Linked DNA regions of Homo sapiens: region 2 is linked to region 1. Evidence: chromatin loops called from intact Hi-C (ENCODE). Cell type or tissue: mammary epithelial cell. All regions are shown on one strand. Each heading gives the region's core, and the rest is flanking DNA. Links, peaks and the distances in the headings are about the cores only.

Region 1 (12,344 bases), core at 2,494-10,493:
TCACACCAGTCAGAGGCTGACACGGGTGGATAACATGAGATCAGGAGTTCAAGACCAGCCTGGTCAACATGGTGAAACCCCGTCTCCACTAAAAATACAAAAAATTTGCTGGGCGTGGTGGCGGATGCCTGTAATCCCAGCTACTCAGGAGGCTGAGGCAGGAGAATCGCATGAACCCGAGAGGTGGAGGTTGCAGTGAGTCAAGATCACACCACTGCACTCTAGTCTGGCAACAGAGCAAGACTCCTTCCCCCACCCCCCCCCCCAAAAAAAAAGTCAAAAGATAACAGATGCTGGTGAGGTTGTGGAGAAAGGGAATGCTTATACAGTGTTGGTGGGAGTGTAGATCAGTTCAACCTTTGTGGAAGACAGTATGGTGATTCCTCAAAGACCTAAAGATAGAAATATCATTTGACCCAGCAATCCCATTACTGGGTATATACCTAAAGGAATATAAATCATTCCATTATAGACACATGCACACATATGTTTACTGCAGCACTATTCACAATAAGCAAAGATGTGGAATCAACCTAAATGCTCATCAATGATAGAATGGATAAAGAAAATGTGGTACATATACACCACAGAATACTGTGCATCTATAAAAAAGAATGAGATCATGTCCTTTGCAGGGACATGGATGGAGCTGGAGGCCATTATCCTTAGCAAACTAACATAAGATCAGAAAACCAAATACCACACGTTCTCCCTTATAAGTGGGAGTTAATAATAAGAACACATGGACACAGAGGGGAACAACACACACTGGGGCTTGTCAGAGTATGGAGGGTGGGAGGAGGGAGAGGGTCAGAAAAAATAATGGGAACTAGGCTCAATACCTGGGCAATGAAATAATCTGTACAACAAACCTGTAGGACATAAGTTTACCTATGTAACAAACCTGCACATATACCCCTGAACTTTAAATAAAAGTTAATATATTTGTGTATGTATGTGTGTGTATATATATACATACATATGTATGTATACACATTTAATCTGAAATTTAAATTGTATCACAGAAGAACACACAGAGGTGTATATATACATGTTTGTACATTAACTGTAAAGTAGAAATTTGACATTTGACATTTGGATCAAGTATGAAAAAGCTGGTTTTATGTGCAATCAAAGCTTAGCTCTGGGCACCTGCCATCTTACTTCAAAGTAAAGCTTATTTTTGATTATTCAGAGAAAAAAAGGAATTAAAAAATAAGTAAAACCAATCTATTAAAAATTATTTTTGTTTATTATTTTATTTAGGTGAAACAAGAATCTACTTCTTTTACCCTTTTTCAATTTTTTACCTTTAAAACTTTTAACAGCCTAACTCACATTCTAAATACTGAAAGTGCATAACATAGGTCAGTGTTAATTTTTTAAATGTCAATTCAACTTAGTAGAAAAAAGCAATTGATGTGTTTCAGTAATAACTTCCACTTGTTTTAACTTGTTATGTTAGCACTTGCAATTCTGTTTAATTGGCATGTAATTTAATTGCCACATAAGTTATTTAATTATATACTACAAATGGGAAAAGTTGTTTATAGGCAATCATATCTCTTTTGTTAAAATCTGGAATACTAGATGTTCGTCAGTCTTGTGCTTATAGGTAATTCCTTCATGCTGATTATTTGCATTGCCTGATTGAGTTATATCACATATTAACTCATTCTGTCATTGTTTCTAGAGGGGTGTATATTTATATTTTAGTAACAAATTCAGACAGTTAAATTTCAATCTACTTTATTATTAAAGACAAAGGCACTAAGACCTGTGTTTCTCTCTTCATGGAAATTACAATATCACAATAATTCACAGATGTTATTTCTTCAGGCCAGGATGCCTTACTCTCTCTCCTTTCTTTGCCTAATTTCAGTATATTACTTTTGAAGGTTTACCGTAGGTGTTACTTTTACTTAGAAGGCTTTTCTGACCTCACTAATGATCAGGTGGCTTTTCTCTGTGTTCCTTTCAGTACCGTAACAATATAGGATGAGACAGAACTAGGGTATAGTCTTTATTTTTCAGTAGTGTGGCAACCTTGGACTCTAGCAGGATATCCTTGGAAAGCCTCAGGTTTTTTTGGTTGTAAATCAGGGATAATAGTTACTTATTTGATTGTTATGAAAGATATATTAAACAAACCTTATTATGTTTTTGCCTGATGCCTGGCACATAGAAAAGATTTGAAAAATCTAGCCGCCTTCTACTTAATGTTCAATAAATAAAGATTGAATGAATTAATGGATTACAATTATTTATTGACATTTGACTCCCACTGTTCTGTTCATTTATTCAGGAATGGGTCTGTGATCTTTTGCCTCACATAAGATAGAAAATAGTACTTTCCTCATAGTAAGTGGTTGACAAGTTGTAAAAACCTTTTGCTTTTCCATCTGACTAAATCTTCCATAAATGTTTCAAGTAAATATTACTCATTTAACAAGTATTTGTTAAACCCTTACTCTGAGCCAGACATTGTTCTGCAGGTAGGTTATACTTCAGTGACAAATACTCTGGTTTCATGGAATTTGCATTTCAATGGAGAAAGACTGACAATAAGCAGATAGACAGGCAAGTACACTGTCCAGCGACGAGAAGAGCTACAAAGAAACATGAAATAGAGCAAGGGGTCAAGAGAATATCAGGAGCAGTTGCTATTTTTATGCAGCATAGTCAGGAAAGATGATATTTGAACAGGAGACCTAAAGGAAATGAGGAAGTCAGTCCTGTGGACAGATATCCGGATACAGAGCTTTCCAGGCAGAAGGAATAACAAGTATAAGAAATCTGCTTTGGGAGGCCGAGGCGGGCGGAACACAAGGTCAGGAGATCGAGACCATCCTGGCTAAGACGGTGAAACCCCGTCTCTACTAAAAACATAAAAAATTAGCCGGGCATGGTGGTGGGCACCTGTAGTCCCAGCTACTCGGGAGGCTGAGGCGGGAGAATGGCGTGAACCCAGGAGGCGGAGCTTGCAGTGAGCCGAGATCGCGCCACTGCACTCCAGCCTAGGCGAGAGAGTGAGACTCCATCTCAAAAAAAAAAAAAAAAGAAATCTGCACTTGTGTCTCTTAAATATATAACAATTTTTAAAAACTTTAAAAGAAACTTTGGCATTCTAGCATTCGCTATACAGGGTGGCAGGCTAAGATGCTCCAGTAGATGCTGAGACCCAGTAAGTGGCAATCCACTCAAACCACTCACTATTCATCACTGGCAGTCATAGGAGGGTATTCAGGAAATACACAATCTAAGCTGGGTTTTAACAAGACCACTCTGGCTGCTGTGTAGGGAACAGACAATGGAAGACCACTTAGAGGCCACTGCAATAATCCAGTGAAAGATGATGGGGCTTTGGTGTAATCTTGTGTTTGAAAGAAATATCATAATCTAGCCCAACTCAGTCATTAAGCTGATGACATTAATTCATTCATTCAACAGTTTATGTATCTTGTAATATAACACATTGTATCTGTAATTCTTAAGGAGATATACCTGTGTGGTCTTATTCAAAACGGAGTAAACATTTCTGTAAAACCAATAGTGAAATTTGTATGGCTATATGAAATAAAGTTTAATTTTAAACCATCTTTCCAATGATGATTACCTACATTGAAAAATTCAAATATACTTAAAATAGTTTTCTTTCATTTTTTAACATCACAAGATAAACTAGTTTATCTCATATTTTCATCCACTTGGCTACATGTAAAGCATGTCCAAACTTGTAGGAGGCTGAATTATAGACAATTACCCCTTGCAGGTTTGATATAGGACACTTGTACATTGGCAATACTGCTTATTTACATGACCCTCATGGAAGCTCATTATTTTGTAGATCAGGATGTGGTAATCATTCCAATGAAGAAATCAATATTACGTAGCCAAATCTGGTTCTTATAAGAAATTTTATTTTTATCATTTTATTTTTTCAATTCTTAAAATTTATTCAGATTGATATAAAATTCCAAAATATGAATAAATGCCACCAGATGGCATTTAAATTAGCCTCTGAAATACATGTTGCAGATTTTAAGCAGATGATTAAAAAATAGACTTTATAATAAACATAATTTTTATTTTCTGATCAAATATTTTTGTAGATAGAAATAATTCAGCTTCCTTGCTTATTGTAGGATATGTTTTCCCAGGTGATAGTTCTAATTACATTAGCTGGCAACATTAATTCACTCTATGTTTGAATTTTTATTCCTTTGTACCTCTTTTTAATATATTCAACACACACTTTGTTTTTTAAAAGAACACTGTAATAATTATTCCTGTGGAACCATGTAATGTATTGAGTGAAATGATTTTAAAATATATATGTCTTTGTACATAGTACCCATACAAGTGAATATATATGTAATATTTATAATTATTATATTATAACTTTGGTTAATTCAAGTTTCTTCTTTATTTTTATTTATTTTTTTCTTTGTTTCTGTAAATTATATTTTAACATACTTGACTAAGTGGTATTATAATTAAATACTCTGTTCTCACTATTCAGCTGTCACAGGTAAAATATGTCTAATACATAAGAAAATTTTCATTGTTTGTTTCTAGAATACTTCCTCGCACTTCATGGGTTAAAACAGATGTATACACACACTCATACACATGTGCACACACATACACACAGGAGTATGTATATATTGTATACATATATGTGATATATATACTTTAAATATATACACTTTAATGAATGGGACTATCTGTTCCTGGAAGCTGAGGGATTTATATTATTTTTAATACTTTTATCTTAGTTCATACATACAAACACTCAGTAAATATTTGTTAAATAAATGAATATAAGTGCATGCCCTTGTCTGATTCTCAATGGGAAAATGTATTCTTTTGAGTTACTTTGACAGAGAGGGAAATCATGGCCTATTTTTCACTATATTTAATTTCTCAATTTATAACTATAGCTATTGGTTTAAGAATTTTAGGATGGGTACAGTGGCTCATGCCTGTAATCATAGCACTTTGGGCGGCTGAAGCAGAAGGATCGCTTGAGCTCAGGTGTTCAAGGCTGCCAAGAGCCACGATAGCACCCCTGTACTCCAGTCTGGGTGACAGAGCAAGACTCTGTCTCTAAGTAAGTAAGTAAATAAATAAATATTTTAAACCTTCCTTTGAAAAAACATTTATTACGGTCATCCAGATTTCTCAAGGACCTTGAGTGTGTTTTTCATTGGAGCACTTAAGCACTGTTGACACAAATTGGTGTCTCTGAGTCCTTGTCTCCAAATTGCACTTATTAAGCACTGCCTTCAGGTGAGATCAATATTTTTTGAAAGTCTCCAAATTTACTTTATAAAATTATGTGCTTGTATTTGCTGAGCAATTATGCGCTCATAAGATGTGAAATATTTTAACTCTTTCCTAAGACCACACACAAAGAAAGCTATCTACACTAAAAGGCCAGACTCTCTTTTTTTTTATTTTTAAGAAAAATAAATGCTCCTTTTGTTTGTAACCATATAGACATAAAGGATCTTTTCAAAATCCTTCTTCTTTCTCAGAGTCCACACCCAAAACATGCTTTAATTTTGGCTGATGTTCTTTCCTAAGAAAATTTTCTACTTGCTACATCTCCACATTCCCTGCCCTGACTGAGGCTCTGACCTCTCCCGAGCTTTCTCAGCAGCTTCCTGTTTACCTTCCTGACCCTAACTAGTCTCTCTCCCTTCTTTCATATTGCTGTCAGGGTGATTTTTCTAAGGTGAAAATCTGATCCCTTCACTGTTACGCTTACATTCTCCAGTGGGTCCCTGGAGCCTCCTCCTTCAATATTTCAGCATTCCCTTCTCTGTGACACTGTCCCTGATTCGTGAAAGGTCATCTCTGTGGGCCCTGTGTTATCTTAGGTGTACCCAACCCAACCTGACAACCTTGACTATAAAAAATAATCTCTCTATATTTAGGTGTGTAGATAGAGATATTTCTTCCCAGAAGTCTGTGAGATTCTTGAGTGTAAGGATCAGACCTCCCCCTATCAGTCCCAGTGCCTGTCACAGCACCTGAAACATACCAGGTATTCACAAAAGATAGATTTGTAGGAATAAAATCTATCCAAGCGATCCATTGTTTCCATTTGCTTTTGCTGTTGTTGACACAATGCACTTTATTTCTTACCAGCAGGTGTCGCAATAGCTCCATGTTTTCAGCATGATTTTTGGCTTTTCTGCTTTGCTGTAACATATTAATTGGGCTGTTATGGGAAGGAGATGATAATTTAGGCACTGTTTACAGAATAAAGCTGATTTAACCTTCAGTTTCTCTGTGAACATTTTTTTTTCCAAACATAGTGTTCCAACTGAAATTGCCAAAGTAAAAGGAAGACTTCAAATTTAAAAAACGATTAGAGTGAAATAAAAATTCAAGCTAGGGCATCAAGTTAAAAACACAGGAAAAATGTGAAGCACAAAATCAACACCTCAGAATGGTAATGGCAAAATGACAGCTATAGCCACACAACTGTTTCTTTCCATCTCACAAGCGAAAAGCAAATTGTGTTTGGTATTTTAGCAGGAGAGCTCAAAGGAAAAACATGGTCCAGAGTGAAATGTGCCTTGTTTTTAGGGTTCTTTCGCTTTGAAGAGCTCGAGATACTGACAAAAAACTTTAAATCATGGACCCATGAACATTAGAAATGTAACAGTTTTACAAGCTGAGAACCAGGGAAAATGAAGAAACAAACAGAAAAAGAAACACCAGGAGATGATAAATCATCTCTAAAAGTATGAAAACATATAGTGAAGAAAATTATTTAAATAAGATATGCAGTGGTCAGGTACACATTACTGAATACTTGCAGCTGAGGGTAGTAAAGGGACAAGAAAGTCTTGGAATCAGACGATCCAGGTGATGGATTCTAAAATTACTAGTCGTGTAACCTAGGACTATATAGACCCTGGCATCTCAAATCATCTGTAATTCCAAACATAAAATAAAGCCCATTTACAAAGGGTATTGTGAGGGTCAAATATGATAAATCATGTAAACATGCTTCATGTTCTTTAAAATGCTATATTTGCATAAAGCAGTATTAGAGAAGGATGAAGGCAACACTTATTGAACATCTGTGATGTGGAGTGCTGGATACTTTACATAAAATCACATGCAATTATTTTCCAGTAGAGAAGATTCTCTCCAAAGTTTCCTAGTCCACAAGCTGCAATCACAGCTCCCTCCTCCTCACATCTCCTTTCTGTCATGGCCCTGTCACCATATTCCAATGAATACCTCTGAAATATGTAAATGATAGATATTACTGCCAGCCTAAACATTGAAGGAACTCAATGAGGGGTGAGCTTTACTAGAACTAGTAATTTTCAGCTTCCAGAGGCCTTGTGGTAGGGTTGAGTTAGAATTAGTGCTTCTAAAGAAGCTCTGGATATATTTGCCAACAAATTCTGAGTGGAAACTTTCTTTTGAAGATGTAAAGGAATTTATCATCAGACCAAGATCACATGTACCTTTTTAGACCTTTTTATGTGGATAGAAGAGACTTTTTAAAAAAAATTCAAAGGTTTCTTCTATTGCAGGTTAAAACTAGTTTTGGAAGATGACACTTTGAGACAATAGGAATAGCCTTACCCCAGATGATCTCTCAATGAATTTTTCTTAATAAATTAAGATTAAGCCATATACCAAGCAATACAGCAATCTATATTTCTAAGGTTATTAATTTCATTATATGCACACAAGTGTAAATTGTTTAGTGATTTGTAATTTCCATTCCAGAAATAATCAGACTTGGAGAGGCAAAACATATCATCTTATATGTATATACTTTTGGGTGCATTCGAGTCAATAGTGTTATTCTAGTGAACATCACATGGGCTGGGTAAGAAAAAAAGAAGCAAAAAAAAAGTGAAAGAGAGAAAGGAAACTCTAAGATTTTGTTCAGTTTAAGGTACAGAAAGTGAATCTTACAGCAGTGAATGCGCTTAATTCCATGCTAACTTTCTCTCCTTTTATTCACCTTTGATTTTAGATAAATTATGCTTCAGATATTTGCTGTTAAAAGAACCCAAATAGTGCCAGAAATTAAACTGTTCATCCTAAAATATTTGCAGAGGTTTGAATCATTATCACACAAATACTGTTAGGACATTAGCAATCTATGCAATAGATTATAATATCCATAGATTTTCTTGTGCAGTTCTGCAAAACTTCATTATTTCCATGACTGTTGAACTGGAACTATTTCCAGTTACTAAGAAGGCAGGTCGAATATTATGTCAATTGCTGATTAGTAGTTCTATTTCTTGACAATGTTACCAGTGCTGCCATTTGATGTTTTGCACTGAGTGGAATTAATGTTATTCAGGGAGGTAATGATAATGAACCAAATTTCATATCTACAAAGAAGCCTGGACAGCGGGGCAGTCTTGCACTTTGGTCTTTATCTGAAATCAGATGCCTTATCACCACAAATCCTGTCTGTCAAGCTCCCCCAAATAAGGTGGATTTATTAATACGAGTTGTTACTCTTTGTTCCAATAATGAGCTCCACTACTGGTGGTTGCTCAAAGAACCACAGAAAAGCAAAGCAGAGGACCTGTCATTAGATAGCAGACTACATAGGCAGCAGGAATTGGATATGGCTTTTAACTCCATGCCATTGATGGTAATTTTTGGTTGCTTGCCTGATTTGCCTGGGGCAACTAAAAACATCACCTTAGTTTTATTCAGACTAATTGTCAGCCTGTGCAGTGGTGCCAAATTTGAGAAATGATTGACAACTAGATATATATCCTCAGATGTATGACCCTCCAGTTCATAGTCATTAGCACTCCATTACAGGGGTGCTGTGACCCAAAGACATTAGTAGAGGCCAGTGATCTGCTAAGTCCAAAGAGCTCTGGGGAGGAGAAGCAGCACATTCCCACCCAGGTGTTCACAATATTTGTTGCATTATTGACCATCTTGCATAGGAGAAGCCGGATGGTGTAGGGCCTGTTGATGACTTTGTTTGACACCCATTTGTGTGCAGAGGCAGCTCAGGCTAGACGCCATCTGTCCTGACTTGCTGGCCATATCGTCATGTAGCTGTCTCTTTGTGTTGATGGATTTCTTTGAATAGCTGAGTGAGTCGAGCATTAGCTAAGTCCATAAAAAATCAATGTATAAACCCTGATGTTCCTTACCACATTTTTTCTCACTCTAGAAAAATCCTAAAGACTGTGTCTCTGAGACTTGTCTATAATTTAAAGAAATGCACATGATAACAAGGAGAAAGAAAGATATATAGAGATATTATATCCATCACCTTTAAAATCTAAACATATCTCAAACTCAATTCTTTTCCCCTTTGTTCTTTTTAAACACATTACCCACACAGTGAAAGAGGATTATCCTGTGCCTGTCACTTTTTTGGTGCTTCTAGTGCTTGGTTGTGTAACCAAACATATTAAAATTAAAATCCATATGAACAAGCTGTTGAAGATTACATCTAAAAACAGGGCTGATGGCAAATGTGCTATGTACTGAGGGTTGTCTTTGTCAGGGAAAGACACTTGAAATGGTGTAGTAAACATGACTTTTTCCCCAATCTGAGTAAAAAAATTCATGCAAAGAATTAAAGCTTTCACGGGTGTCTTCTGGTGGTCATCCCCACTTTCTAATCTTGCTATACTTCCTTAGGTCCCTGCTCCTTCCTAATAATGACTTTCTCTTCAAACTAGGCCTTGAGGGTCATTTACCCTTTGGGAAAAATCCACTCCCCACCTACAGGGGCTGATGTTGCCAGAGGATCCAGTGGCCTTCCCAAGTCTGAGCTATTTCTTCCAGAGAGAAATACCCAGGAGCTTCAGCAAGACAGTGAAGAGGGGCCTCTGGCCCTTCAAGTCCTGCAAAGCAATCTCATGTGGGAGGAGTCACTCTAATTGAGCCTTCTTCAGATCTTCCCACCAGTGTAGTTGTTCCTACTTTTCTTTGTCTTCATTTGCCTGATAGATACCTGCTGGTTCATATGGAGACATATATGTGTGCATGGGCTTCCCACTCGCTGTTTTCTGAAGGTCAGGCCTTCCTTTCCTGAGTAGGAAGCCTATATTCCTACTCTGTTGTCATAAACTGGAAGCCAGTGGGCAGAATTCTAACCATAAATATTATTTATTTGGCTTCCATAATGTTCTAAAACATTTTTAAAAATTCACTCAATCTATCTAGCTTTTCAGTGTCTTTGGAAAAATCAGAATCTGTGGCAACCCTAGAAGGCATTTCTAGAAGGTGACATAGCTTCTGAGTTCAGAAGCAGCCAACTATTAGGCAGACCGTGCTATAGGACTGCCTGCCATTCCCCAGTGTCTTAATATTTTTCTTCCTCCTTTGGTTTTCGATTCCTGGTTTAAGACCATAAGGAAGAAGAAAAACTTTTCAGATCAGACACCTCTCTCACAGTGGATTTGGCAGAACTTATTAATATACAGAGCAGTATTAGGTTCTTTATTTCTACTCTCACTCCTCTCTCAAATTGTGATTCTTAGGTCTTCCAGGAATAAAAAATAAAACCAGCCCTTTAATAAAACATAGAATTTCTGTGGCTGTGCTTGCTTAGCTACATGAGACCTGACAGAAACTTTGAAATGCATACACATAAGGGCTGGATCAAGCACCTTCTATAAAGCCTCAACCTCCTTCCAGGAGGAAGGTAATGGGAGTTCCTTCTTCCAGGACTGGTCAAGGTTAGTAGGTTTTGATACCATCATATAAACACAGAGTTAGTTTCCTAGAAGATGCCTTATAATTCATTAAGTTCAATAATACTCCATGGAAGGATATCCTATAGAGTATTTGATTCCTCTTCTTGATCACTTCTAGAGATAAAGTGTTTCTCTATTATAAATATTATCCATTTTTGGACTTGTCCCCTATAAAATGGGTCTAAAGTATTAAACTATGCCCTTTCTCATAGGGTTTTTGTGACAAGATTTATATTTGTTGTTTGGTTCTGGAAAGTTGTGTCTTTTCCTGAGCCAAAACTCATCTCATACCTTCTCCTAATTATCTCCCATAGATCTTCTCAGTCTCTTCCCTCTTCTGCATAGAATCCTTTCTAATATTTTATGACATTGCTACTTTCCATGGTCCCAATCATGTTTACTTTAGACATCACCAGTTATTTCAATGCTTTCTCCTATGGAATAGTTTCTAGAGTGATCATCATTTTAATAAATTTATATTTTATATTGTGTTTTAAAAGGAAGTTCTTTTGTTTTGGAACGTTGAATGTCATACCTAGCAGTAAACTAAACATGCTTTTTTCTATTTAATTTCAGGAGAGCTTGCACAGACAGAGAAAGTAATATGTGCCAGTAGGTCTGCTGAATTGCACAATCAACCATGGGGGGCATCATTCCCATCATGGTCCATGTAAACAGTATACTCTGTAGTTGTGCATGCGGTGTGCAGCCTGAGTGACCCTACATAGAAGTCCCTGACACATCCCAGAGAGAAGTACCAGACACATATGCAGAATAAGCATTAGCATATTACCAATTTCCAGGGTGTAAGAAAGAAGGCAAGCAGTTCATTGCAAGAAGGAAGAAGTTGGTGGTATGGATTTCATTGGGGTGAGCTATAAATGTTTTGAGTTCTCCCTGTTCCTACACCTACCTGCCATGCATGGGAGGGAATGCTTCCCTGCTTCCCCCTCGCATTAAACCAAATGAAGAGGGTTTTCAGAGCATAACTCAGAGAAAATGGTCCTTGCCTCTGAATTTGGAGAATGCAGTGAAAAATATGTACTTTGAGATATAAGTCTGTCATATAAGCACAGTATTCCAAACATTATCGGTTTGATGCAAAACACAAAGGAACTTTTATATCTGAGAGCATAAACCAGTACCACATTGATAGTTTTAGTTACCATGTCACAAAATTGCCTTATATTCCGTTTCCAAGCAACTAAAATATCCAGGTATTTCCAGATGAACTGAAATTTGGTCACATATATTGATACTTTATATGGGCAAATAATTTTTTGAAAATGAATCTGAAGCAACTTGCTACGGAAGCAGCATCCCTGAATGTGAGGATTTACAATGCCTTGGTTTGCATCTTACCTCGTTTACTTTGTTGGCCAATCATTGATCTCTCTGAGCTTCAATATCCTCATCTGTACCTTGAGAATAATGCCTCCCCCAAGGAATTGTGGAAGTTAAATGAGATGATTTGTGTAGGTTGTTAGCACATTGGAAGCACTAGATAAGTACAAGTTCCCTTCTGCCTTCTTTGATGACACCCACAATTTGTGATTTTGCTCATCTCCAACCACCCTCCATGGGACAATGTGACACAGGGATTGAGAATGGTTG
Region 2 (12,344 bases), core at 1,859-9,858, 690 kb after region 1:
GCGTGGTGACGGGCGCCTGTAGTCCCAGCTGCTCCGGAGGCTGAGGCAGGAGAATGGTGTGAACCGAGGAGGCAGAGCTTGCAGTGAGCCCAGATCCCTCCACTGCACTCCAGCCTGGGAGACAGCAAGACTCTCTCTCAAAAAGAAAATAAAAATAAAAAAGGAAATAGTAAATAATACATTACTCAGAATGCTACCAAAATGTACATACAGCTTATTTATAGAATAAAAATGTGTTCTATTAATTATGTTACCTTAAATGAAATCTTCCCTCCATCCACATGGTCGAACAGGATTTTTTCTCATTTACTGAGGAGAGTGAGAAAGAGAAATGTATCCCCTTGGAGCTGCGTTCCTCCAAAGTGGAGTGTCTTTATCTTCGTTATCTTTCTACATGATGCAAACAATTGGCTTGTCCCTAAGCAATCATGCTGTAATTAGTCAATAATGACAGTAAACAGGGGTCCCAGTCTCTCTCCAATAGTTCACTCCTCCAACAAAATTATTTGCAGAGTTAGTTTAATGGAGTGCTGTCAGCAGATTAACGGCCTCACTTTGAAACAGTGTCAACCTCTTGACTGGACATGTTTTTGATAGGTGTCCTGGCACATAGCTACAAGTAAGAAACTATTAGCTTGTAACAATGTTTTATTTCTCTGAAGCCTTCAGATTGTGTACTTTGTTTGCAGAAATACACCAAATAATCAAATTTATGTTTCTTTATTTTACAAAAATAAAAAAATGTGCTTTTTGTTTTGTTTTCATTTTTGAAAGGTGACATAAAAGTGTTCTAAAGGGCTACATAGTTTCATATTCCAGTTGTGAAAGGCAGGGAGAAAAGATCCTATAAAATACTGTATTTATTTCTCCCAAGAAAAAAACAAAACAAACAAACAAAAAAAACACTTTTCTATCCAGTGAGTGGAGGATAGTTGTGTTTGTGAACACAAGTTGGTTTACAAAACAAAACAGCTTTTGTTCAAAGACTCACTTCTATACCATTTTTTTTAAAAAAAAAATCTCAAAATACCTGTTGTATTTCACACATTTTTCTTGCATGTCATGCACTTCTGTGTTCTGAAGCAAAGCACAGTAGAATTTATTGTGCTGGAAAAGCTTACTCTCTGAGAGAGACATCTGTTTTAGATATGCATTTTTGGTGTCTAAGCCTTTTAAATCTGGCCAACTTATAATGAAGTGCTCTGGGGACATTAGCAACTAACCCTATTTGGATGAAATCAAATATGAGATTATTCTACATAAAATATTACTTCTTTGTATCTGACAGCTTTAGAGCAATATTCCATTGTATTAAAATTAGTGAAACTGATCATCTAAAAATGAGTTTGGGGGCACTTTTATTCACAGAAAGAAATATTGGCAGCAAAAAATATATTTTTTCCTGAATAATCTGATTATTTTACTATTTTATTAAATTGGTAAAATTAAAATAAATCAGTAAAATTAGATACATTAGACAGCTTTACTGAGTACTTACTATGTGGAGGGGGCACTGCTGGGTGTTAAGAAGAGAAGGATGAACAAGATAACATAAGATGCTGGCCTTGAAGGAATTTAGGCAATAGTTGGGGAAACGGAGAGGTGCTCAGGTAATTATCACAATAGACAGTGATAAAAGCTGTAATAAGATTTAAGTACTGGTACTGAGTGCTTAGTGGCAGTACTTAATGGTAGTGGAAGGTAACACCTAATCTATCCTTTGGAGATGCAGGAAAGATTTATGCAAAGATGAAAGGCTCAAATGAGTTAGCTGCTTGCAATGAGTGACAGTGGTGAAAGAGAGTTCCAGGCAGAAACAAAAGCAAGAGCAATTTCCTAAGAGACAGAGAGTGTAAGGTGAATTTAAAGAATTGAACTTCATTTAAATAAGCGCCTGAAAAAGCATTATAAGAATTTGGTACGTTATCCTGAGAGCAGTTTTGAGCTAAGATAGGATTTTAAGGAGGGGAGTGGGTGACTTAAAAAGATCATTCTGGGTCTAATGTGGAGAATGGATTAGAGGTGGACAAGATTGGAGATAGGAAGCCCATTAGGAGGTTATTAAAATAATCCAGGCAGAAGATGGTAAGGCTTGAATTTACGTAATGGAACTGGGGATAAAGGAGGTCAACAGTTCAAGGGATGTTAGCATTTCTCTTTCTCCCTCTCCACCTCCATTTGTGTAATGTGCATTAACCAGTGGTTTTGCTTATATCTGCACTATGACAGAATGCCTGGAGATCTAGATTCCTTAAGATCTTTGATATTACAAAGTGATAATTTGATAGGAATTTTATGAGTAATTGCTGAAACAACTGCTAGGTACTTGAAGAGGAGAATGGACAGGTCATGTATTTGTGGATATGAATGATGCAATCTCAATCTGTCCACAAAAGATAGCACAAAGTGTCAGGCTTCTGAGCCCAAGCTAAGCCATCATATCCCCTGTGACCTGCACTTATACATCCAGATGGCCTGAAGCAACTGAAGAATCACAAAAGAAGTGAAAATGGCTGGTTCCTGCCTTAACTGATGGCATTACCTTGTGAAATTCCTTCTCCTGGCTCAGAAGCTCCCCCACTGAGCACCTTGTGACCCCCGCCCCTGCCCGCCAGAGAACAACCCCCTTTGACTAATTTTTCACTACCTACCCAAATCCTATAAAACGGCCCCACCGCTATCTCCCTTCATTGACTCTCTTTTTGGACTCAGCCTGCCTGCACCCTGGTGATTAAAAAGCTTTATTGCTCACACAAAGCCTGGTTGGTGGTCTCTTCACTCGGACATGCATGACACAAAGGAGATTCTAGGAAGGAAGACTTGGTCTTGGCCACTTAATTAAGGTAAAATTTCAAGGACATTGCAGTGTCAGTATTAAGACAGAGGACTAGTGTTATGTGTTGAATTGTATCCCCAAAAAAGATGCTGAAATCTTTACTCCCAATAACTGTTAAGTGTGACCTTATTTGGAAAAAGGGTGTTTGATGATTATCAACTTAAGACTAGGTTATTAGGGTAGACTCTGGTCCATTATGTCTGTGTCCATATAGAAAGGAAAAATGTGGACACTGAAACAAATGCGCACAGGAAAAATGCCATGTGAATATTGGAATTATGTTGCCCCAAGCCAGGAAACTACCAGAAACTAGGAGAGAGGTCTCAATCAGATTTTCCCCAGTGCTGTCAGAGAGAGCATGGCCCTGCTGACACCTGATTTTCAATTTCTGACCTCCACAACTGTGATACAAAGCATTTCTGTTGTTTAAGTGACTTTGTGGTATTTTGCTATGGCAGCCCTAGAAACCTAATACAACTGGAGAAAGGAAGACTTCAACTGGACACATGAGAGAATTTGCTAGATTCAGGAGAAGGAGGACATGTTGATATGCCAGTCAACTATTTCCCTATAACTGGACCATACTACCATGTGAGATGCAGCCAAATGTTCAATGGTGTATCTGTCAGTTCGGTGTGACTTTCTCACATTACTTCACTGACTTGTGGGAATAAAAACTATACTAGTTATCTAGCTAGGCCCATGATTCTGAAGCAGAACATTGATTCCATAGCCCTCCTAACTTTCTAGCCAGTACTCCTGTATTCAACCTATCTCCTTCTTTTATGCCTTATTCTTTTTCTTATCCCTCTTTTTCAACCTAAGCACTGAGATGTCTCTGTTCAACTATATTAACTTTGGGTAATAATATCAATATCCTTCCTCTGTTCTGGGCTCATTCCCTATTTCTCCACATTCTCCAATACCCTGTCTAGTAGGCAGTATTACTTCTATCAGTGAATTGAAACCAGCTGCAAGCAGATTTTGAAGAGTGAAACTAGAATATGAGGCTGTCCTGAAAGCGAATGTCTTTTTTTATTCATGTTTTCAAAATTATTTTATTGAGATATAACATACATAGAAATGCATATATCTTAAATGTATGGCTTGATAATTTCTACTTATATACATGTTACAGATGAATTTATATTCCCATGTTACCACAGCTTAGATGAAGATTATGATTATTTTGTATTATTAGTTTTTTAAAGTTTGCCTCTACTGGTGAGTGCATAGTGGTGTTTCATTGTGGTTTTAATTTGCACTTATTTGATGACGTGTCCATATCATTTATGTTTGGCTCTTGTAAATAACAAGAATTATTTTATTCCAATAAGACAAATTTTAATAATGAGTTTCGTATATTTATATTTACTGTGATTACAGAAATATTTGGATTTTTTTACCATTTACTTTATACTTTGTGGGTCATTCATAATGAAAAGAAAGCTAGGGTGGCAATATTAGTACTTGTGTGGTGAAGAACTAACTTTACCAAAAGAGAAGTCTGGCCTTTGTCTTGGCTCCAGGAGGTAGCCTCTAAACCCTTTGAATTTTCCAAGTAATTGGAGTGTCTTTGTTATGGTGGGCCTGTTAGAACCCACTTGATAGAGAGTTATGCTGATTAGGTGACTGATGGTTAGCTCCTAGATAGTTTATGCTGAGGAGTTGACTAGGTTGGATTTGGCCATACTGGAAAGATCAACCTTATATTTTTATATCACCCTAACCCCAGTGGAAGCGAGAGCTAACTGGAGACTGAGTCAGTGGACAATGATTCAATCAATTGTGTCTACAGAGTTAGAGTCCGATTTAAAAAAAACAAAAACAAAACTCTTAACACTGAAGCTCAGTGAGCTTTCCCTGGTTGGCAATACTCTTGAGTATCGTCGCACTTTGACACTGAGAAGATGATGAAAACTGTGTTTTGAACTCTCTGAGTCTTCACTCTATGCATCTCTTCTAATTTGGGAATATATATATTATATATGCTATATAATATATATATTAAAACTATAACTTTAAGTATTAGACTTTCTTCTAGTGAGTCCTGTGAATTTTTCTCTTGAAAAATCAAACTTGAGAGTGGTTGTTGAAACACTCTAATTTGTCACCAACTGGTCAAAAGTAAAAGTGGCCCTGGGGACTCCTGACTCTTAACCTGTGAAGTTTAGCCTACATCGGGTAGTATTAAATTATACAGAATTTAAGATGAATGTTATTAAGAATAAAGAGGGACACGATATATTATAAAGTAATAAATTTCTTAGGAAAATATAAACAGTCTAGTTAAACAGTCATAAAATATGGAAAGCAAAATCTGCTGGAACAGAAAAAAATAATTTATCCCTATAAGGGGAGATATTAATGTACTTTTATTAATCAATCAGTTAGGCAGTGAAATAAATTAATAATGATATAGACAATATGGACAGCATAATTAACAATTAACAAGTTTGATTTATCTATCTATTTAGCACCTAAGAAGTAGAAAATGCACATTTTCAAGCTCACATGAAACATTTTTAAAAAAATGACTGTGTGCTAATCATAATGAAAGTCTCAATAAATCCAAAGACAATGATAATATATACAACTTACATTAAAAAAAAAAGAAAACTGTGCCCTTTTGCTGAATGTACACTTTTATCTGTGTTTCTTTTTCAAGTAAGAGGCCTCTGGCACACTAAATAAGATCACTTGAGCGATGGAGTCTCTTTCTAATAAAAGTGATTGTAGGAGCTGTGGAGAGCCAGCGAGCCTTGAAATTTTGGCTCCTGCGGTCTGCCAACTTGATATTGGGAGATCACTCTCAGTGTGTGTGTGTGTGTGTGTGTGTGTGTGTGTGTGTGTGTGTGTGCATCTGTATATGTGTATGCATTTGCATGAAATTTAGCACCCCTCATTGACTTTACTCTTAACTCCAACTCCTTACTTTGTATCTTTTCTTCGACTATTTCTTGACTTTCTTGGGAGGCTGCTGGCATAGCTGTCTCAGTAATTAATGTTATGGAAAGTCTCATCAAGGATGCTGAACAGAAAAATGAATTCCAATATGCACAAATGTATAATATTAACATTTAGCTCTAGGGTATTGTTCTTAATTGTCTTGCATTATAATTTGTTTCATAACTGCTTCAATTGATCTTACAGTGATTCAAAATATTTTAATTGCAGGATGAAGTCCATTTAAAAGATTGAAAAATAAAAAATGATTCCAGGACCATGAGTTCCTTTGTTCTTTGTTTTTGATTTTTAATATTTCAGACTAGTGATTTTGCCTATGCAGTGCTATACTTTACTTTGTGCCAGGGCTCCCCAAACTCTAATGTGAAAACCATTTGCCTAATCATCTTGTTAAAGTGCAGATTCTAAGAGGGTCTGGGAAGAGGACTGAGATTCTGAATTCCTAACGAGCTCCCAGATGTTTCTTGTACCTAAAGTGTGGTCAGCAGACTGCACCTTTGCACATCAAAGCTCTGTATTGTTCTGAACTGTACTATCCTATTCAACATAGTACAATAATTGGACTTGTTCAGATATTTAACCCTGAATCAGTTAAAAATATTTTATAAACCAAAAAACATTTTTAAGAAAATATAAGATAAAACAGTATTTAAACATGGTGAGTTAATAAATAAATTATGTATATAGAACATAAACATTTGTTGTTAGGTCTGTTGAGAGGACCTTTTTTTCAACAAATGTGTTCACATACTTATTGCAAGAAAGAAGTGCCATTTGTTTTAATTTGATTTTGTAGTATTTACCAGTAGATGGCAGTACATATTCAAGCTTATGGCAAGACAGTTACTGTAACTAAAACAGTGTCCCCTAACATTCAAGAAGGCAGTCTTTCTGTAAGTGCTCCTCAAGCCCCAAGACAGAGTCATGGAACTCTTATTTGCAACGCATTTTTATTTGATATAGGCTCTAAACATCCTTTTTTATTCAACTTGAATGTTAATAAATATTTTCACTTTAGAAAATCAGAAAAACACTCTAAGAGGTCAAATGAGAAAAAATGAAGTTAGGACTATAGCAGATGGAGATTTAGTTTACATTTGTACATTGGGTGTGTGTAGGGGGGGAAATAATCCTCTTTCAAAGCATGTATCAAATAAAACACAAATCTGGAATTAGGGTAAAGAAAATATTTTTTAAAATTATCGCAAGGAGGAAAGAGAATAGAAGGAGGGGAATTGTAATAGAAGGAGGGGGACTACTGTAATAGATCGTGAGACCTGCCAGTATTCAAAGATTAAACAAAAAGAGTTTTCCTTTTATAATAAGAAGTAAACAAGGCTAGAAAAAAATTAGGTGTGGAGAAATGGGATGAAAGAGTGGACAGCAGATTGGACAGTAAATAAGAAACTGTGTTACTGAGATTATTCGCAGGAGTTGCTGTTAAGGGGCTGTCTGCTGGTTTAGTCTGAAGGTGGTTCAAAGTTCAGGGACCTAGGGGAAGCAGAGATGCTTTAACAAAGCTTGCTTAACAAGCATTTTGTTCTCATTGATCCGTGGGGACCAGCAGTTCAGTTAACTATTAATGAAGCAAAGAATGGGAGTTTGGAGGGTTTTGTCTGGATTGGTCATAGGTAAACCAAGGAAAGCATCCCTAAATAAGTCATAGGGAAGGCTGTTTCTTTGTAGTAAGGTATCTTTGGGGACACAAAAGGATGGGGATATTTCTTTAACACCTTTGTTTTCCAAGATCCCTGGGTTCTAGTAAAATTCTACATTGTCATAGCTAAAAAGTCTAAATAAGGGATTTAAATGAATTTTTATAGTTATGGTTGCATTTATTCCATAAATGTTTATTGGAATTCAAGCAATGTGTAGGAATGGGCTCTGGTCATTTAATGGTCCAAATGTTATGGCTAAAAATGCTCCCCAAGGATCTTACTACATATCCAGTCCAAAGCATTCTATAGTTACATAGGTAATTTGAAAAACATGGTTTGATTTTTTCCTAAATAATGTAAGTTAATAAGCCAAAGTAAATGCTTAATAAATGTTGGTTTGATAAATGAATGAATACATGTTCTGCATTAAACATATTATTACATGTTTATATATTTGACTGAACTGAATAAGACTTAAAGTTAAATTTCTCAAAATATTTCCTTGCTGCTCGTGGACAAAATCTTCCCAGGTATTTCCTATGAAGTCTAAGTGCTGCTTTTCAGGGTGCACTTATGTCTTTACTTGTAAGTTTACAAAATCGAATTTTTCTGTCTTTCTAGAAGTAGTATTGTGACTTATACCTTTCTGAATAAAACAGCAGCAACAACAACAACAACGTTTATGGACATAAACTGAGGGAATAAGGGCATATTTCAATTCCTATACCTAACATTAGGATTTCAAAAATAGGCCTTCTCTCCATCTCCTACTTACGAAGGGGATGTGATTTCAGGTGGAGAGTGAGGGTCTGGGAAACATCATTTATATTTAAACCCTTAATATATGTTTCTCATCTAATGCCCTCAATAGTATTGCAGGGTACATGTTTTAATAATGTTCTTATAGATTAAAATATTTTCCCAAATACACAGAAATAAAACACAAAAGTGACAGAGAGGGCTCTGAATAAATTCATTATATGTGTATATATATATATGTGTGTGTGTGTGTGTGTATATATGTGTGTATATATATGTGTGTGTATATATATGTGTGTGTATATATATATGTGTGTGTGTGTGTGCATATATATATATATATATATATATTTATTTATTTATTTTAACAAAATAATTACTCTATCCTGGAGCAGGGCAACATGCTGGAAGGTACAAGGCTAAAATAAAAATTGTCTCTGCTGTTAAATTTTTGCCACCTAAAGAAACCAACTAATGTAGATCTCAGGATAGCATTCTGTCTGAGTGTAGGGGAAGCAGCAGAGAGAAGTGATAAATTCTTCAATGGACAAAGTTGATGGTCAAGAAAGACTTGAGAATATGTGCCACGGGTTAGATGTTCTCCAAAACTTTGAGTCTCTACTTCCACAGTGTGAAGTTGGTGCTGGTAGAGGAATCTCCAGACAGGAACTATGTTTCTCCAGCCTCCTTTGTATACAGTTGCAGTAATGTGTTCTCATCTATGAGAAATTCTCCCCAAAAAAAGCTAAGCAGAAGTGATGTGTGCCACTTATGGTCTAGGTTTTTCCACTCTCCTTCCTTTTTTTCACCAGAAGCAGAGGACTCTGAGGCTCCAGTGAATGAATGATAGAGCAAATAGGTGGAGAAGCCTGTGAATGAATCACCATGTGGAAAAACAGGAACATGGTTATGTGGATGAAAAATATAATTATATTATTTTATGGGATTGAAATTTTGAGGAGTAGTTACTATAGCAATTACTGCAACTATAACTATTATAGAAGTTACTCCTAATCTGAGTTATGACAAGTTAACTCACGTAGCTCACATAATTTTAAATTGTAAGGAATCTTATACATTATTCCAGATTTTCATTTTATACAGCAAGACATATGCCTACAGGAGAGTCGAGGTTACATTGCTAATAGGTAATGAATTTAGGTCTAGAATTTTGGGCTTTCCTGCCCCAAAGCCCTGTCTAGGGGAGGAAGGTGTCATGCTGCTTTTATATAGCACTTAACGAAAATCACCCCATTTAACTTTTTATTGACCTTTAAGTTTATTTCTCTGTATTCAACAATCTGCAAAGAATTAGTCATGGTTTTTCTTATTATCACCTACTGTGTAGCTAAAGACAGCTATTTTCCATAAAAAATAATCACAATTATTTCTTGTTCTTAAGCTAAGATGTATAATTCCTTGAACAGTTTCACATTTATTGTATCTGAATTATCTTAAAATAAAAATGCCCACATCCTTGGTATTTTTCTTAAATAAGTGTATCTCATAACTGCCTAGTAGAAAGAATACTGGGCTAGAAATAAAAATTATATTCAACTTAGCAAATATCTCTGATATACTTATTATATGTAAGTCTTGGTACTAGTCTTGACCAACTTGCATTTTTAAGGAAAATGATTGCTAACCAAATATCATCTCCAGTTCAAACATGGTAGAATTATACTTTCCAATCTTTTTGTTGTTGGCTGGGGATTCTGTGATGAGTAATGGGGGGAAGTAACATCTTCCGGACCAGAGAAGTTATTTGCTGGTGGACAGTCTTCAGAATATTTTTTTCCCTGTGGCATAAATGCAATCAGGGTTCAAGACTGTGGCTGCTCCATCAGCCTGTGTCTCTCAATGGCAGTATCGATATCCTCTTCTTACCTATGATGGACCTGTAGCAGGAGCAATCAGCAAACCTTCATTGTTTCAGTATGTAGGAATTTGGAGAGTATTACTGCAGCATAACCTAATCTATGCTGACTGAAATAATGATGTTTCTGACATTATAAATGTGATCTTGAAAAATTCATTAAACTTCTTGGATGTCTAGCCTGCAATTTGGGAATTAACTGCTGTTTAGAGACCAAGTTATATAATTATGGAAAATACTAGACTAGGAGTCATAAATCCTTAGTTTTGTTATCTACCTGGTCACTAATTTGTATAACTTTGGGAATGTATTCCTTCTCTAATTTATTCCCAAATATCTATTGAACATTTATTGTGACTAAGTACCAGAAAACACAGATGAATAGAATCTTATTTATTGCCCCCACAGGAGCTCACAGGTGACACAGAGAGACAGAGAGATGTAAGTAAATATGATGAGATGTGGTGAGTTATAGTAAAGCGCAGATTTTTATGAGAAGTGTAGGAGGGACAATCAGGTAAAGGCACAGGGGAGTAAGGAAGGGATCACAGAGAAGACATTTCAACTTGAACCTTTTTATTAGAAGAAGTAGCATCTTTAGCAAGAGAAAGAGTATATGAAAAGATGTAAAACTGTATGTTTTAAAAGAGTAATCTCCTTTCTTTCTTCTCTAAAACTCATATGTCCAATTATTTGAGTGGGTTTTTATTTTCTGGACAGGAGCAAGATGTAGATGGTTCTGATGTTTGTCAAGGTATTTTAATGGCCCACTTAAAAAAAAGCCAATAATCTTTTGTGTATTTTCTGGAACCTACAAAAATAAAGTAAATTTTCTCTTCATTAGAATATTCAGCTCTACGTACATTGTGGCCAGGGATAACAGTACAAGCATTTTTGCATATAGAAAGAAAATTTCTTAAGGTGTTTCAGACTATTAATTTTTAATGTCCTTATAAATGGAATGGCTTGTATATTTGTATATGTGCATGTGTGTGTTTTAATAGTTACTCATTCCAAAACTACAGGAAAAATTAAGAGGTACATGGGTACCTCGCCTTGTCATGGCAATCTTAAAGAATATAAATGATGTCCCAAAGCATTTCTTAGAGTTTTCTATTATTAAGACTAAGAAAAAGGGCATTAATTATTATTTATTTTTTCTTTGAATACTAGGAACAATCGTAGTAGCATCTAAAGTTGTTTGTTTTACATTTATTTTAATTTCTTTAGTTATCAACAGTGTAATAAAATGTGTTACATACATAAAATCTTATTTTTTTATAATGATTTTTATGGAGAATTAACGGATGGGTCCAAAAAGGAAAAAGTGATGCTCCTCGTATCACCTTTCACTGTAGCTAGTACTGCTGCCGCAGTGCTATACTGAAGAACCAAGCATCCTGGAGTATCAGGTAGTGCCCAGCTGTAGGGTAAATAAAGACCAGAGTTAGAGCTGAAAGCAGGGGAGAAAACATATCTCATGTGGTAGCAACAGCAAAGGAGATGACTCACGATCAGACATGTGATATGCTCACTTTCCCCCAAATAAGCTAGAGAAAGGGAGGCTAACATTCTATGTTTACAGTATGAATGTGCCTGTCATAGTTCGATAAAAGTTAGTACCTCTGTGTGGCACATGGGTCTGTAGAATGGTAGACCCAAAGCTTGAATATGAGCAAGAAAAGTTCCCCAAATAAAGGGAAGGATCACTCTGAGAAAGACCAATGGACTTGATGTTAATCTCACATGGTAACAGAAAGCTACTGAAGAATTTTGAATAAGGGAAATCATAATACGATTTGTGTTCTGTAAAACACTCTCCAATAGATGTGTTGAAGATCGATCAAAATTAGGGGGAAGTGGGAACCCAAGGCAGCCACAGACAGACTATTACTGTCATATTTTCAGTATTTGGTGCAATATGTGGCTGGCAGAAGATGCAGAAGAATATTTGGGGTATGAAAGAGTGGAGGCAATGATGAGGACCTGAACTACCTTAGTGTCTCTGGGTTAGTGAGATATGTAGGATATAAAACTAAATAGCATGCGGATCACTGATTGGATATGAGATAAAAAGAATAATTTCAAAATGACTCAGATTTTTAGCTTGAATGAGTTCTGATGGCTTCACCTGAGGAAGGGAAATCAGAGGGAAAATAATTTCACCTAATTAAAGATCAATTTAGCCTACCTGGAGCTTAACTTCTTTATTTTTTAAATGAGGAAGGCAAACTAGGAAATCTCTAAG

Evidence for each region. Peaks named below come from ENCODE experiments on the same cell type or tissue, not always from the same donor. Only the 100,000 strongest peaks of a DNase experiment are listed, where the experiment ranks them.
Region 2: a loop joins it to region 1, with 4 times the contacts of the local background. A loop is called at or near these places in 8 of 110 quality-filtered maps.

Annotation. Positions count from the first base shown.
Region 1 is chr1:74,683,816-74,696,159 of GRCh38, reverse strand. No RefSeq gene overlaps it. Among named protein-coding and RNA genes, the nearest start is that of ERICH3, 16 kb to the right of the region's middle. In mammary epithelial cell, for the core only: a CTCF peak has its summit at 6,151 (motif pointing right); no DNase peak of the experiment used is centred there.
Region 2 is chr1:73,992,827-74,005,170 of GRCh38, reverse strand. No RefSeq gene overlaps it. Among named protein-coding and RNA genes, the nearest start is that of LRRIQ3, 200 kb to the left of the region's middle. RefSeq lists an enhancer at 2,415-2,916. In mammary epithelial cell, for the core only: a CTCF peak has its summit at 6,628 (motif pointing right); no DNase peak of the experiment used is centred there; H3K27me3 peaks cover 324 bases.